Regions from separate parts of the Homo sapiens genome. Here region 1 is linked to region 2. Evidence: read pairs that join two places in POLR2A ChIA-PET (ENCODE). Cell type or tissue: A673. All regions are shown on one strand. Links, peaks and the distances in the headings refer to the core of each region. The heading gives the core; the rest is flanking DNA. Region 1 has its middle 90 kb from the start of LINC02240. Region 2 overlaps LOC101927421 (a long non-coding RNA gene).

Region 1 (5,391 bases), core at 222-5,221, 200 kb before region 2:
TCTTAAGTAAGCATATATTATTTTTATAAAAATAATAAAGCTATTTTGAAAAAGAAAGTTGAGTATGCCATTCTTTCAAATGCAGTATGATACAAAATACAGTCAAAAGGAATCAGGAAAGTCTGCAGATGGATGTTACAACCACACTAAGTCTTGAAGGATAAGGGAATTTAGCCTGGAGAAAGGAAGCAATGTTCATTTCAGGCAGAGGGAAAAGCATATGTTGATATACAGCTTTGGGTTTAAATCACATCCTGTTAAAAAGGCCTTCCTTGACTATAATACAAATGTTATTTATATTTTATAGAAACAATTAATAATTTAGGAAAATTCTCTACCTCTTTCCTCAAAAAAGTATTTGTTTTTTACAAATGGAAATTTGATATTTATAATAAAACAACTAATAAATGACTCAATTTGACCTCATTCATTTTAAATTCTTCAAAATATACATCTTGTTTATTTGTTCATCTATCCAACAAAATTTTATTGAATCTACATAAACTTTTCCTAAGAACTATGGTAGCTACTGTGAATATAAGGGTGAAAAAACAAATGTAACCTCATGCTGTCATGGAGCTTATAAATCTTTGAGGCCATCTCTCCTCAATCATCATGAACGTGGTGAATGTGTCTAGAAGAAAATTTCCAAGTGAAACTCATATATTAGTGTTTGGGTTTTTATTTCTGCATAACAAATCATCACAAAACATAGTGTCTTAAAATAATAATTACTTATTATCTCACAGTTTCTGTGGGTCAGGAATTTCAGAGCAGCTTAGCTGGGCTATTTTGGCTGGGGGTCTCATGAAGTTTTGGTCAAATTTTGGCTGAGTGTAATCTTTTTGAAGGTTAGGCCACACTAGAGGATCTGCTTCCAAGGACACGCAGACACAAGGCTGTTTGTGGGAGGCCTCAGCTCCTTGCTGGTGCACTTCTCCACACAGCTGCGTAAGTGGCCTCATGGCATGGCACTGGTTTTCCCCAGAGCAAATGATCCAACAGGCCAAGTTGGAAGCTGTGGCTCCTTTTATGACCTAGCCTCAGAAAAAAACACAGGAACTCACCCATAGTATTCTACTTGATAAGCTTTGATTCAATGGTGAAGACCAAGCTAGGGCATAAATATCAGATGGTGAAAATCACTGGGGACAGCCTTGGAGCTGACTGCCACGAAGACCAAGCCTTTGTTCAGAAAATCTCTACATCCGGGAATCCAGTTTGTGACATAATCATCAGTTCAAAATGCTCACTTAGTTTCATAATAACCTGAAGTTGACAGCTTTTTTGCTTTGAAGAATGAATCTATAAGTTTATGAAGGAAATTTTCAGTAAGTCTAAGGTTTTTGGGTTTTTTGTTTGTTTTCAACTAAATAATCTTCTCTAGTACTTTGAGACCATTATTTTCAATCAGAGAGTAAGCTTACACTCTGCTCTGAGTGAAGCATAAGGGCCCCAGTAGGTGCTGAAGTGGAAATATATTCTTCCCAAACAGTGAAAATTCTTACTCGCCAAGGAATCATTTCATCTTTTTCATCTGAGAAAGATATCAATTTTTCAAAATTTCTGTTGCCAAAAAGTTAAAAGTACCGATTTAATTCAGAATCTTACCAAATGAAAGAATTCTTTACACAGCATCCCTTACAGATGGTCAATGGGTAGTTGGACTACTTTTCATGACAGGAGGCTCTTTTCTTCGTGGGAAACAGTAAATTCATATTCAGTATAGAGCCAAAATCATCAGTTCGCTGAAACCTCAACTCAAGGATTTTAATGGTGCCTTCTGGAGCCGTGTAAAACAGGTTGGCTCTCTTTTCTGCATGATAGCCCTTTTCAAAGCTGAAGATAAGCTGTCATTTCTTGCCTTTATAAACAAGTAATAAATTTACCATAAATTGAGATTCTAACTATCTATAAGCCATTATTATTTAAATCCCCTGAGGCTACATTCTATTTATCTGGTTGTAAGTCTTCACTTTTTTTTTTTGCAGATATTGTTTAATTCAAAATTTATGTTATTTTTTCTTAGTCCAAGTGTGAATTTTACTAAATGCAAAAGCGAATACTTGTTAGATGTCTTAGAGGTTGTGAATTTGATTTAGCAGCCCTCTAGAAATATGAAGCTTAACTGAAGCAAATTCCTTTTCTTCTACCTTTACATCTATTTCCCCACAGAAGGGCTTAAATATCAGATTGCAAATCCTAACTGCTACTTTCTTCTATCTGGTTGACAGGTAATCTTTGGGTTTACTTGGAGTCAGAGATGAGATTACTTAATCCCAAGAGTCCTACTTTCCCTTTTGCCTAAGGCCTTCTTGGTGTTAATCAGGTGCAAGGAGAGATGCAGAATTAACACTTTCAGGAGCAACATTTACCTTCCTCTCATTAGCTGCACTGCAGCAATAATGATGCAATAACACCCTTTATTGTTAAGGTTGCCATACTTTAAAGAAGTCTCTAGTGCACCAGAGACAGTTCATAGATATTGTTCTCAGCCATAGAGTTACCAGAGAAGAGCTCGAGTTTTGTAGACAATTTGCTCAATATTGTTATTCTTGAGGACTAACTACTTTTGAAAAATTGTCTTGCTGTTGGTGGCTGATTTGTTGCCTTTTCTTCAGCCTTCCTAAATGGTGAAATGCCTATCTTATGATAGAAATATTTCCATCTGGCTCTGTGCTCCTTTGAGCTGATGCCACATGGAAAGATTCTTCTCTTTCTCTTTATACATCAACAATTAAGATGGTTATTTCAGACTTTCTGGAGAGTCTTATCAATGCCAATAGCTATCATTGCACACAACGGTATTCTTTAAAGTGCCCTGTTGTATAGCAGTCTCAAAAATTATGTTGAAAAAGTAGTATCCCTATTCATATAATACAAGTAGTTTTTTGTAACTAGTAAAACCAGTGATCTGTGCAGGGTAAGAACAAGGTAAACATGACTTATCTCTGCATATTTATGCCCTGTTTACTTTCTTCCGAAAGTATTCAGGATGAGACGAAACTGAAAGAACTATACTCTTCAAATAAGAGAAGAAATGGCCTTACCAAAGACAGAGTCCGGTGAAATCAACTCTCACTTCAGATGCTAATATTCTGGGTTTAAAATGTAAACAATTTAAAACTCATGTTAAAACAGGCTGTTCATTAAGTTTATAGAGCCATGTTATGTGGGTAGGTGGAAAGTTAGACTGTAAAAATTTAAGACTTTGAAGATTAGGCATAGTAGGGAAATTGAAATTAAAATCTGATCCTCACTGTGACTTTTATTGCATATTTCTAATTTAAAAGTCATTAATAAAGATGGAGTATATTTCATCATTGTAAGAACTTATTGAATAGCATAAATAATTCATTTCTAGGAAAACAGAGAAATTTCTCATGATGTCTTTTGTTGGCAACTAAACTTTGAGCTCTTTGTAGGCTATATCTATGTTGGGAGAAACAGACAGACTTTAAAGAGAGTAAAATGGTCTGACTGACTTTTTTGCAGGTTATATCTGAAGAAAGATGTTGTAAGGAAATCATAGGAATGAAATAATGTCACGTGATTTCTCCTTTTATAAAAATTAAGCTCAAAAATTAGTTCTAAAGATAATATTACCTTATGTAAATGGTAGATTACATTATTGCCTCAAGACATTATTATCTTGATGAATCTATATACAGGGTTATCAAAGAGAAAAAAGACAATGCTAAATACTCCAAATGCTCTAAATAATGTTTGGATGGTCAGGGAACATAATGGTACCTTACAGCTGCATAAAAAATGCTTATCAGACAATTATAATGTACTTAACATGCTTAAAGCACTACATAATACTCAAAATGGTCTCTTTTCTATATTACCCAACTTTTAGTGGAACATTAGGAAGTTACTAAAATTATGTATTATCTCTCTTTTATAGATGACTAAACTAAAACAGAAACGTAATGACAGTAATAGATTTAGATTATAGGTCAATGAATGACTCATTTTGTGTACCTACCATTTTCCTCTCTGTATCCTCCAGGATTCTATAGCGCACTATTATGAATAAGAGTAAAGTTCTCTGGCTAAAATCTCTGTGGTTATATTGCCACATATTGCATATGGGGTAATAAATCATTGTATGGCTGGCACATGAATTGTAGGAATTTATCAACCTAACCAGGGCAGTTTTGAGAGTGAACGGGGACGCTACTAATGATTATGTCAGGACCTTATGTAGTGACTGTAAATATAAGGAGACATGGGAAAACTGTTGAGAAAAAAACAATTGTGTATATTTCTTTTTGTTTTGTTTTCCCAGAAGAGTGAGATTCCTTTTCTTATGCATATGTGAATTTTGCTTGTGTTTTGTTTTTGCCAGAGTAAGAGGTGTTTGAGGAACATAATTTCATTCTTAACCAAGACAAAGCACTTTTTTCCTCTTTACTTCTCAATTTCTCTGAAAGCATTATTCTGGTTAATCAGCCACATTCAATTAAATAGTATGAAAGATAATCATAGAGAAAATGTTCCATCTTCAGAGATTTTCCAGGATATAAATTTATGTATGTGTATTTGTACACATGTTTTTTGGTCTTTTTTTTTTTTTTTTTTTTTTTGGACATGACTTCTCACTCTGTCACTCAGGCTGGAGTGCAGTAGCATGATCATAGTTCACTGCAGCCTTGAACTCCGGGACTCAAGTGATCCTCCCATCTCAGCCTCCCAAGCAGCTAAGACTACAGGTGTGTACCACCGCACCTGGCAAATTTACTTTTTGTACAGATGGGGTCTTGCTTTTGGCCCATGCTGGTCTCAAACTCCTGGCCTCAAGAAATCCTCCTGCCTCAGCCTCCCAAAGTACTGGGATTATAGGCATGAGCTACCACACCTGGCTTTTTTTTTTTTCTTAAGCAAATTGATTGGGATAATGAAAATGACTACTGTTGAGCACTTTTTAAAGCATTCAAATGTTGCATAAATATGTTTAAATCTTCATTAAAACTTAATTTTGGAATGCTAAGAGTTACAATCTGAAACCAACAAATTCAGTGCTTACATTACCAGATTTTAATTTTTATTTCTCAATAACCTAAATAAGGAATTTTAATGCATTTATATTATTTCTAAAATGCATTCTTATTTCTACTAGCTTCCCTTATTTTTCTCTTATTCCGTTTTCTGTTTCTTATCATTTTGCTTCTTTAGCTTTTCCTTTCCTAATTATTGTTTGGTCACATTTTATTTCATTCTTGTTTTTTTGAAATACATAATTCTAACTATATTTTTTCTAGCTAGTACCATATATTATAAATTTTAAAAGTTCTGGATAAATTTTCCTAACAACATCAAAATCAATCAGTAACTTTATTAATCAGCTTTGCTTCATGACAAATAACCTCCAGGCCTCAGTGGGTT
Region 2 (5,391 bases), core at 280-5,279:
CAGTACGGTGTCACAAGTACTGGAATAGACTGTCCAAAGAGAAGAGGCCATGAATAACTAACAGGAGGTGCTGATAAAGCTACACAGAAGAGGTAAGGTGAAACGTGAATTTGGTTTTATAAGGATGCAAAGGATGCAGTAGGAGACAAAGAAGGGGAATATACTTCCAAGTTACACCTTCTACGGGAAATGTGATTCTGAAATAATATTTAGGATTTCTGCAGCTTTGTTATAGTTATTAGTCAGACTTGGTAAATAAAGCATGGCCCAGCTGATTGTTTGGTTAAATCATTTCATGATCAGTGTGGGTCCTCACACAACTATTTTGGCGACAGTCATCAGAGCTGTTGCTAAAGAGATGCTGAAATGAATGGATTGGCCATGTTGCAGCTCAGTTCACCAGCAGATATAGATTCAGAGGCAAAGAAATATACTAGCTGACAGCAGAATCAGGCTTTGCCTTTATAGACCATCCCTCTAGTCTCATACCCATCCAAATGACAAATCCCCCATCTGCTCTCAACCTGCCTCCTGAGCCAGTCATATTGCATCAGAGGCCCTATAAGCCAGCAGCTTCCCAAATTGCCCTGGCATTACAGGGGGATGTCTTGCTCTGTGACACCCCATCTAACTTTGGGAGAAAATTCCCATATTTAGTAATGCCTTGCCCATCTTTTCCCAGCAGTTTTGTTTTTTTTTTTTTTAAAGAGTGAGATCTTTAGGAATCATGTTGAGCTTTGAAAAACAAAAGAATTCCTCAACTTGAAAAATAGAGATAAATTCAGATTTTTCAGACTCCTAAGATTCAATCTTCGGAAGCCACAGCCATACCCCCACTGTGGGGATGGCGGTCACTGTCACAATGGTGAGCCTCCTGTTCAGCTATTTTGTCCTGAAACAAAAAAAAAGAGCTCTGTGATAAATCACATCTGCAAGATGTGTTTCATATGTCAAGCACACATAGCTTCTAAATCAAATGCTGATACATGACTTATTCCGTCAAAAGTAAGCAGAATGCTGTAATTTATAATCATCTTGAAGCACACTGCGGAGAAAATGAAAGCAGACCATTAAATTTTAATGCCTGTTCAGCTCTCTGAAAAAGAGTGTTTCTGGCCACTCTGGAAGCAGGGTAGTGTTTCTCACACCATTGTGCACAACCCCAAAAACAGTCTGTGTTTGCCAACATTTGTGGAAACTAATTGAAAAAATGATTTAGCTGTTAAAAGCAGCCATCAGTCAGGAAGTTCTCACGAGCACAGAGGTGCCTGAAGAGGAGCCAGTCCCGTCCAACGCCCCAGTCCCCCTTAGCTTTTTAACAATCGTCTGTTGTTGTGCAAGCCAGCTCCCCGCAGCAGGGCTGCGAGCGAATATTCATTGGGGTGTCATCTCTGCTTAGACTCTCGTCCTGCACACCTATTCATCTGGGTTAAGTGAACAGCAGCATCAGCTCAAATTAAGCTGGCTTGAAAACAGCCACTGTTAATAATTTCTGCTGTGATTCAACTTAGCTTTGGCTAACAGGTGAAGATGTTTCAAAACGGAGGCAATTACAGCTCTGAGAGTGCTTTCCCGCTGCCTGTGTAATCAGAGGAATGGAACACTAGCTCCTCGCGTGCGTGGGGAAGGGCCAGCACAGCCACCATTGGGCTGCATTCGTTATCTGCTAGATTGAACAAGCTGCCTGCCGGGGACAGATGCTTAGCGCAGTGATTAGAATATAAAGCAGTTGCAAAGGCTGAGGGGATTGGAGTCAGCATCCTTTATCTCAACTTACTACAGGCTTTTCTGGTCAGATAACAAGTCTTCCAAACCGTTCTTTATAGACGAGAAATCATATGTATATCAATGCATGAAGACTCATGCATATTCATTAGCCTGTACCCTGTGTGAATTTTCCATTTAGATGGAGAACTGTAAAAAAAAAAAAAAAAAAAAAAAAAAAGAAGGGGAGGTCTTCAATTCTATGTAAGTTTAGTTCCTTTTATAGCCAAATTTTTATGACAAGGAATAAATGGAGGGAGTAAGTGTTAAATATGTACAATAAAAATGCTTGCCAAATTTACTTCATTATTTTCTGAGATTGAAAAGCCCAATAGTTTTACAAATTTCCAAACAGCTTTCATATTTAAGTTTAAAAAAGAGGAAGATAAGTGAAAACTTTGTATAACCCTAGATTTTCACTTACTCTGTAAGGAAAGAAAACTGAAATTATGTGTGGGTTTTGTTACTTTTTAAATTACAGAGATAGCATATTTCCATCTAGAGGGAAATCTATCATTCTAGCACAAAAGTAATTTTTCACGTCAACTGTGCATAACATCAAATTATAGCAAAAACATAGCTGTATACTTCCTAATTGTGGGAATTTTCATACGGTTTATTTCCAGCCAAACATTTTTCCTCTTCTACTAAAAGAAAATCAAGCAGGCTAAATTGAATTTTTATACATTACAATTTCCTGAAATGTAGTTGTTAATGCCTTCTGATGTGCCTGAAGGCATGAATCTTAAACTACCTTTCTCCCCCCAACCAAAGAACTAGGGAAATGAAAAAGACCCTTTCTGCTACTGGTATTAAATTTCCATCGTATACATTAATCTGCTTTCAGAGTATTCTCCTTCAGTGTATTTTCCATTAAGGGCCTATAATAAAGTCCTTGGTATCTTATGTTTAAAGAGCAATTGATTATAGAGCTGTGTATCCCCAAACTATGCATATTTTCTACAAACCACAGAAAAGCAGGGAGGGGTAGCTGGGATGAAGTAGAGGGGGAGGAGAAGATGGAGGAGGGGTTAGCCACATGCTCACTTTTATTTAACAAATCTGTTAAGAGCTTGGAAATAGTTCTCATTTTATAACACCAAGGTTATACTAAGCAATTTATTTCCAGCTAGGTTTTTTAAATAGAGATTAAATAGAGATTGTACTTCTCATCAATTATTTAATAGGCTTTGAGGTTGTGTGTGTGTAAACGTGTGTGCTTAAGAAGTTTTGGGGATACAGGAGTAAATGAGAAAAAAAAAAGGACAATAGAGTTTATAATTGCTAAACATATGATCCAAAGCTGTGTTTGAAATACCTGCTTAACAAGATAGCAAATGACTTGTCTCTTTTAAAAGGTATTTCTTTCTTTCTTTCTTCATTCTTTAGAACCATTCATCTAGACTATCTTGGAATATTCTCAGCAAGAATCCACTGCCTACTGTATCTTCCCCTGACAATTACTGTTGCTCCTTACCCTTGAAGCTTTGAAAGCCTGTGTAACATTAGCCTATCTAGCCCAGTGAAAATGTCTTTACAGATTAGTGTAATGTTAATACTGCTGGCTCCCCGCTTTTGACCTGAAGTGGAATATATTGCACTGCTGGAGCAGATGGAATCAGTTTCACTGGGCTACAGAGATTGGTTGGCTGCCTGCCAAAAGTTCAGTGCTAGTGGCAGTGGAAGCTCCAGCTCAGAATAGCAGGCTTGAATCTATTCTCTGCTCTTGGAGAGAAAACAAAAGTGTCACATAAGTTTGTGTAGAATCAAAATACGTTGGTTAAGATTGTTCATCTGCAGATGTTGACCCAGCATTTGAAAAGTAATTGAATCTTTTGGTGTAAAATGGAGACATCTTTATTCACTTTTGCTGAAAGACATGAGACAAAAGCCAGAGCAAAGAATAAAAAAAGAAATTATCTGAACTCCATTTAACCTTCCAGTTGAATGCCTATCTCACCATAAGAATACAAATGTGTACTTGTAGAGTGTTTAAAGCCTGTCTCCTATTTTATGACTGCAAATAGATCTTAGTCTAAAATAATAGATCAAATTCATAAATGGGGGAAAAAAGATAAGCTTGTATAGCCGAAGTGAAATAATTATCCAAATAGTTCCAAACCAGAATCTAAAACTGGGGATGTGGGGCGGGGAGATCTATTTCCTAAGTTATCCATACTAGCTTTATTATTGACTGCATCATTCAGATAAATGTTCAAAATCCTTGCTGGATTTGTATGAACAGAAAAAGCATACAAATATTTGAAATCATATCTTCCAAAATAGATTTGCCTGTTGATAGCTGTCCTTTCACCTGGAACACTGGGAACACTGATTAAAACCATTAATAACAGCAGCTGAAAACTATGGTTGTCAGATTTAGCAAAATAAATAAATAAATTATGATGTGTGGGGGACTAGGGGGCTCCAATTTGAATTTCAGATAAACAACTCATGATATTTTAGTATAAGAATGTCTCAAATATTGCATGGAATATGGAGCATGCACAATTTGGAATATACTTATACTAAAATATTATTCATTTTTCATTTGAAAGTTGACTTAATTGGGAATCCTGCATTCTACCCGGCAACACTGAAAGATGTACTCTTTATTTTCTTACTTCCTGAATGTACTAAGACATCCTTTCCTTCACACACACACATGCACACACACACCCTAACTTTCAATTAACACAGAGGGGTTTTTTGTATTTATTCATCAGGTTATCTCTAAGTTTATTTTAATCATATTTTCCTCTCAAGTACTGCCTTTCCACAGCAGTAAAACATATGCTGTTTGCTGCCTAAGTAGATGGGTAATGTAAGCTGTGATGTGGAGAGAATTCTTCTCTTATCCGTTCTCTCTGAGGGTGTAGTTACAGAAACATATATATGTGCTTTTATCTGTGATAAGAGCTACCATCTGCTAGCTGCAATGTGCACAGCTTACCGTCTGAAGTGCTTATACATATTATGAAAACACACAGCTTTTGTGTATGTTGAGAATACATATAGACTCTGTTCTAATAAACCAGAATATTAGCTTTTGAATATGTCAGATCGATGCAAAATATAACCATAATTATGGACAAGAACGATTAGAGCTGGCACGTTGCCATGTGTGTATTTATGCCAGTAGCATCTTTGAGATCTTTTAATATTGCATTATTTGCAACCTCTTCCTATGAGATAGTTATTTTAGAAAAATGGACCCTTTTCAATGAGGAAAGGCTTTTGCTTCATTCAAGGAGCAAAGTTTCATGCCAGGGATACCAAATCCCTGGGATATGGGCTCCATATACGTGAGCAACGGGAGAGACTGAGACCGCGCGACAGAACATATAAATCTGAGTTACTTTGACCTTTAATCCAGGAGAGCACGAAGAGAAATGCACTAGGAAGGTTGGTTTGTAGCTGTCTGGAGACTGATAAGCTGTAATAAAGGTGCACTCAGTTGCAATTCATCTAAAGCTTCCATTGCTATCATCCTCCTTTTTCGATTTTTGTTACCTCGAGTACTTATCTAAATCCCTTTCAATGCCAGCTTGAATGCACTTTGTGTTCTCTCCAACTGTGACTAGGGCTGTCTGTGTGCGTCCGTGTGCTACAGCACACTCTCTTTCC

Evidence for each region. Peaks named below come from ENCODE experiments on the same cell type or tissue, not always from the same donor. Only the 100,000 strongest peaks of a DNase experiment are listed, where the experiment ranks them.
Region 1: POLR2A ChIA-PET joins it to region 2 with 11 read pairs; 2 of 35 experiments call an interaction of 5 or more read pairs at or near these places.

Annotation. Positions count from the first base shown.
Region 1 is chr5:125,400,566-125,405,956 of GRCh38, reverse strand. No RefSeq gene overlaps it. Among named protein-coding and RNA genes, the nearest start is that of LINC02240, 90 kb to the left of the region's middle. In A673, for the core only: no CTCF peak of the experiment used is centred there; no DNase peak of the experiment used is centred there.
Region 2 is chr5:125,196,758-125,202,148 of GRCh38, reverse strand. All of the region lies in intron 4 of LOC101927421 (a long non-coding RNA gene), which reads right to left. Among named protein-coding and RNA genes, the nearest start is that of LINC02240, 290 kb to the left of the region's middle. In A673, for the core only: no CTCF peak of the experiment used is centred there; a DNase peak (open chromatin) is centred at 3,388; H3K4me3 peaks cover 468 bases.